Regions from separate parts of the Homo sapiens genome. Here region 1 is linked to region 2. Evidence: chromatin contacts called from ENCODE Hi-C or POLR2A ChIA-PET data. All regions are on one chromosome and are shown on one strand. The core of a region is the stretch at or near the end of the contact, and the rest is flanking DNA. Distances in the headings are between cores, read along the strand shown.

The links. Hi-C counts contacts between places; a loop is a spot of excess contacts on that map. ChIA-PET counts read pairs that join two places held with the same protein, here RNA polymerase II (POLR2A). Pooled maps may share reads with other maps.
Region 1: a loop to region 2 is called in a map of CD8-positive, alpha-beta T cell, with 4 times the contacts of the local background. The contact joins the promoter of CLTC here to the promoter of MIR142HG in region 2. A Hi-C loop is called at or near these places in 3 of 168 maps with a recorded cell type or tissue (CD8-positive, alpha-beta T cell and naive thymus-derived CD4-positive, alpha-beta T cell), 3 of 37 single-sample maps with no recorded cell type and 11 of 50 pooled maps. POLR2A ChIA-PET finds 5 or more read pairs at or near these places in 1 of 52 experiments (activated T-cell).

What each region holds. Positions count from the first base shown.
Region 1 is chr17:59,618,284-59,621,329 of GRCh38, reverse strand. It overlaps CLTC (clathrin heavy chain), which reads right to left and starts at 1,435. Exons shown (of 32, transcript NM_004859.4): 1 at 1,157-1,435. The coding sequence starts at 1,198. RefSeq lists enhancers at 1,348-1,642, 1,372-1,721, 2,172-2,291, 2,302-2,351, 2,189-3,001.
Region 2 is chr17:58,331,197-58,333,905 of GRCh38, reverse strand. MIR142HG (MIR142 host genes) reads left to right here and starts at 1,386. Exons shown (of 1, transcript NR_186557.1): 1 at 1,386-2,709. All of the region lies in intron 2 of TSPOAP1-AS1 (TSPOAP1, SUPT4H1 and RNF43 antisense RNA 1), which reads right to left. It overlaps MIR142 (microRNA 142), which reads left to right and starts at 2,588; the gene lies at 2,588-2,674. RefSeq lists enhancers at 239-328, 919-988, 1,489-1,558, 2,359-2,498 and a silencer at 1,069-1,378.

The DNA of each region.
Region 1 (3,046 bases), core at 186-2,685, 1.3 Mb before region 2:
TTTCTTTAAGGGGATATTTGGGAAGAAAGCAAATTAATAGGAATAAATTATTTAAGCTACAGTAAAAAACAGGATTGGTGACACAGGAAAATCAAAAGCTCTGAAGAGGTTTAATTCAGTGAAGCCTTCCAATGGTCACCTGCCTAGGCCCGCCACTGGCATGTTGCCAGATAACAATATGTTGCCTCCAGGATAAGGAACCATGGGGAAGAACTCTAGAACTTACTAAAGGGAAGCCAGTCACAGACCAAATAGCCCTGCAGGTCTCAGAGCAGCTGTGCTGTCCCCAGGGCTCTGTTCAATTCCATGCGATCCTGAAGAAGATATTCAAAACTACCTGCTACTACTCGAGAAGACTAAAAGATAACCTCTGTATCACTCTTTCCTACCTTCCAGAACCAAAGAGGGGTTAAGAGCCACAACATCCCCAGAGAAATAAAAAAAGGGGGAAGGGGAGGCGAGTTTCCTTAGGGAGTTTGACCGCACACACTCTGAGATTGACATAGCTCTAAGAAATGCGTTCTCCCATTCTACCCTCGTTCCGTTCTTTCAGTGACCTTCTGTCCCTACTGCCTCAGGGAAGGCAAGAGAAAAGCCACCGCCTCACCACCACCCCCAACCCCCACCACCGGAGAAGGTGCCTTTCTCAGTTGAGAGCCGCAGAGGGAGGGAAAAAAAAGGTTGCTCCTCCCCAACCCACCCGCCCCACAACTCCTGGGTGCAGACACGATGAGGGAAAGAGGAGAGCAATGGAAGGTGACAGCCCCGCACTGGCCCAGGGGATAAGAATCCTTGCTCTGGTAGAAACAAGGGAGAATCCCCCTCCCACTCCCCTACCCAAATGAATGAAATGAATAAAATGGGGAGAGAGTTTGTACGCGCAGTTCTGGCCATCCAGGAAGCAAGATCGAGAGGCCTTTGGATCCAGGCCTGGTCCTTGCAGCTCTTTGCACCCCAACTCCTGTCCTTTCCATCCAAGCCCCACATCATTTAATATTTTAAGCTTTCCAAGATAGTGCCCCCTCCTCCACCTACCCCAATCACCGACAACCCCCCCGCCCCTCCAGCTCCGATACTGCTCGGGCCCAGACTCCAGCGTCTTCCATCCTTCCTACCACCTTCTCCACAGCCCTCACCAGCCCGGGCCCGGCCGCACCTGGAGATGCTCCTGAAAACGAATTGGCAGAATCTGGGCCATGGCGCTGTCGGGGGTTATGGTCTCCTCCTGTCACTGGGGCTGCGGGGCAGTGGCTGCCCGGGCTCTCCAAGGGAGAGGAGGAGAAGGGGAGGGGGGAGGCTGGGCTCAGCAGGATCCTCTCCGGGGACGCAGGAAACTGGCAGGCAGACGAAAGAGCTCGGGTCGGGGGCGGAGGCTCCAGGGGCCAGGAGAGCCGCAATGGCGGAACCGGGCGCAGCGCAGACTCCGGAAACGGCTGAGCCCAGCGGAAGGATCCCGGCGACAGAACTCCGCCCAGTCGCCTCACCCCCTCCGCCTTATGTACCCCTCCACGGAGCGCCGCGCGCGGCGGGCGCAGGAATTCGGGGCGCAGTGCGCCCGGTGCCTCGCTTCCTGACGCCACATGGGGGGAAACAGAGGAACCGGAGGGACTACTTTTTTAGACTCATCACTTTCGCCAGTCTTCTCTTTCTCCCCCCACTTTTTTTTTTTCATTTTGCCACATCATGCGACTCGGGGCGACCGACGTCACTTCCGTGGGCGCTTTAGGTCCCACCCACGTACTTCCAGGTGCACGTGATACTGATGGGGAAGGGTCGGCTGATTGCTGCCAGAAATGGAGAGCTCGTTTTAAGGAAATGCGGCGTCTCCTGGGAGTGAAGAGGCTTTTGGGCCACCTTGAGGCATGACGGGTGCCGCTTCGTTTCCCTGCGACCGCTGCCTGTTTCGACTGAGCCCCTCACAGGAGGACGTGGCGGGGGCAGACGGGCGCAGCCTCCCGCCCTCTCCGTGACTCAGGGAAACGGCCTCGCCGCAGAGCGCTCCCTCGGCAGCTGGCTGCAGCACTCCTCCCCCGCCGGGCTTCAGAGTGGGTGGTTTCCTACAGCCTAGGGAGGGGGCCTGAAACGGGGTTTAAAATCTTCCCTGCCCTCACACAAGCCCTTCTGACTGTTGGAGAACCTGACGCGCGGATTCTAACTAGAACTGGCACTCTCTTCGGGTGTTAGATAATTAACTCAAAGGACAGCGAAGGCCTTTTATGATGTCTTTCAAGCTGGCCTTATGACAGCTTTTCTTAACGTTTCTGCGGACATTTTGGCGGACTTGTGTCGGCCTAGCTCAGTGATCAGTTTCGTTAAAGAATTTGAGTATCCGAACATTAAAGGATTGGACCTAAATTCTAGCAGGAGGATTTTTAGCCACATCAAATAATTTACGTCTCAAAGATTTAGATAATTAGGGTAAGGATGCTTAGTAAAACCCGAAGGTTCCATCGCGCCACTGCACTCCAACCTGGGCGACAGAGCGAGACTCCGTCTCAAAAAAAAAACAAACAAAAAAAAACCTGAAGGTTCCTGGAGGAAAGAGATGAACTATTAGCCGTGTATTTCGGTGGGACCACCTCAACATAGGTTCCTGTAGGTTAGCAATGTAGAAATGTAGCGCTTCAAAGCCGGAGCATCCTGTCTTCAAAGAGCATGAAGGTATCAACGGCATTCATTGTCGATTAATAATAACCTTTCTGGTACTTTCTTGCTAAAGTATAAGCCATAATAATATTTCATAATCGCACCAATACAATAAAGGATGAAAGACGTTAGTTCTGTGCCTTTTATCTTTGTAAGAGAGGTGATTCTCCCCCCCCACCCCCCGCCCCGCCGAAAGAGAAAAGCTCAAGTCCACAATAATTATTTTTAGTGTCCTTTTCAGTTAAAGGACATAAAACCCTATTGGGTAGACGATAGTTTTGTATGCTAAGCAGTTTAGGTTACAGTGAGAAGTTTGCCAATCATTTTAGTTGCTTTTAGTGTTTTTCCCTTTACTTAACTGTCTCACATACTGAGCATGAGAGAAGAGTCTGGCAGGTAA
Region 2 (2,709 bases), core at 137-2,636:
CCCCTCCACCCAGGTCAGAGGCAGCGGTGGTCTCTTAAAGGAGTATCGCCCCATTTCTGGCCAGCTGGCCCTGCAAGGCAACCCTCCTCACCACTTTCTCTTTAGACTCAAGGGGGTGAAAGGCCCCATTCCCCCTTTCTCTGTCCCATTTTAGGGACCTGGGAATGGGGCAACTTTCCAGGTTGAAGGACCCCCTTCCTGGAGGGAAGGATGTGGGGCCATCTCCCTCCCCACTGCCCCCATGCCAGTCCTCTTCTAGGCCCTGAATCTGACAGCTCCCTAAGGTCTGTGTGGGCCTAAACGGAGGACCCAGAGAAGAGGTCCATGGCCTTCTGGGAAGGAGTCACTGGGTGGTTTTCTCTCTACCGCTCCTACCTCCCCAAACCCATTCCTCTTGCTTCCAGAGCCAAGCCCATGGAGAGGCTTGGAGAACGCTGGGGGAAGATGGTATGGGCTGGGCTCAGCCGACGCTGTCCCCTGCCCACCCCCACACCCTACTCCCCTCCCCCAGCCAGGGGCCCTGGGCTGGGCAGCTTCCTGCCTTCCCCATGGGGAAATCGGGGGTGGCATGCAGGTGGGTGGGCCCCATGCCCACATCCGGTGGCCGCCAGAACCTTCCCTCGAGCCTCTTTCCCGCCACTCCTCCAAGCCCCCTTCTCTCCGCATAGCACCTGTGCCCCACCTTAGGACCTGATCCTCACCCAGCTCTGCCCTGCCCTCTTGTCCCCACAGGTCCCAAAGAGAGCGTGAACACCTAGCCTAGTGCCATCAGTCCACCGGGCCTGAGAGTGTCCCCCGCACTGTGCCCTGCAGGCTGAGGCTGCAGGAGGGGTGGCTTTGTGGGGTGCTGAGGACAACAGTCTCCATGGACGCCCTTCATGCATCAGCACCTCCATGGCCCTCGGGAGCACACGCAGAGGAGCCAGGGCCTGGCCTGAGTGTTGGGAAGGGAAGGGAGTTTTCTGGGCTGAGGTCAGCAGCGGTGGGGCTCAGAGAGAAGGTCCTTTTCTTGTGCTGGAATTCTGGACTCCCCGTTTTGGGCACTCACCGAGGGCCCTGTCGAGGAGCCCTGGTCTTCTGGGGTCACCCTCAATGCCCTGAGTCAGTCCCAGGCTCTTGAGCCATCCCTTGGAGCTGGTGCCACGGGGGGAAGGGCAGCTGGGGCCGGAAGCCACCTGCCCAGGGCATGAGAGAGGGTCCCCAGCCCTCCCGCGGGCCCACCCCCTTCTGTTTCCTGTCAGTCTGTCCTCCCCAGGGAGGGAGGGAGGGAGGGCGCTCATCCCCTGCGGGCGGGGGCGGGGCGCGCTCTGAGACCGTTGGGCGCCCTGAGATCTGGCCCACGTGGCCTCGGGGTTATAAGCCCTGCCCTCCCTGAAGGGAACCCCACTTCGGAGCCTGGAGCACAGGGCGAGCTCTCCTCCGCCCTGCAGCCTCAGGTAAGGATCCGGACCTTCACTGCTGCCCCAACTGGGGCTCCTCAGCTCGGGGCCTCTAGGGGCTTGGGCTGCTGGTCTGGGTGGAGGCGCGTTGGGGGTGTCGAGGAGCTTGGGTGCAAGCCCCATGCGGGAAGCTCAGGGCAAAGCGCCTTGAAACCCTCTCTAGTGAAGGAAGGTAAAATGGCTCCGGGACCCCAGGCGGGGAAAGAGGTGTCCAAGGAGGAGGGCTGGAGAGTAAGGCGGGGATGGCAGAGGGTACGCAGAGGCTGAGAAGTGGGACCAGTGTCTCAAGGGGCGCCAGCCTCTTCCTCCGCCCAACATGGCCACCATTTTTGTTGGGATAGCCTTGGGCTCCTGCCAGGGGAACAGCAGGGCAGTGAGGGAGTCAGGACTTTGGGCTGGTGGGGAGGCCGAGAATCAAGGCTCTGGGGAGTCAGGACTTTGGGGCTGGTGGAGTGGCTGGGGACTGAGGCCCTGGGGGGTCAGGACCTTGGGCTGCTATGGAGGCTGGGACTGAGGCTCTGGGGGAGTCAGGACCTTGAGCTGGTGGGGAGGCTGGGAATTGAGGCCCTGGTGTGTTCAAGACCTTGGGCTGGTGGGGAGGCCAGGGCCTGAGGCCCTGGGGGGTCAGGACCCTGGGCTGTTGGGGAGGCTGGGGACTTAGGCCCTGGGGGGTCAGGATCTTGGGCTGGTGGGGAGGCTGAAGGGTGGGGACTGAGGCTCTGGGCAGTCAGGACCTCACGGTTGGGGTGGACTGGAGACCAAGACCTTGGCAGGGGAGCTGTGGCTGCCTCATTTGGACGCTGGAGGGTGGCTAGCGTGGCTGGAAGCGGCCAGCCAGGGGTTCACAGAACTGAAGGTGAGGCCTCCAGAGGCCCTAGTCTCTACCTGAGTGTCTCTGAAACTGGGGGGATGGGGTGGAGCCTTTAGGGGGAAGGGAAGAGGGAACTGAAGAGGAAGTGGGGGAGGGAGGTAGAGGAGGCAAGTCTGGCGCCATGCTGAGTCACCGCCCACAAGGCCCAGGGCGGGCCCTCGGGGGGCCCTGGCAGGGTTGGGGGGATCTTAGGAAGCCACAAGGAGGGCTGGGGGGCTCTTGGAGCAGGAGTCAGGAGGCCTGGGCAGCCTGAAGAGTACACGCCGACGGACAGACAGACAGTGCAGTCACCCATAAAGTAGAAAGCACTACTAACAGCACTGGAGGGTGTAGTGTTTCCTACTTTATGGATGAGTGTACTGTGGGCTTCGGAGATCACGCCACTGCTGCCGCCCGCTG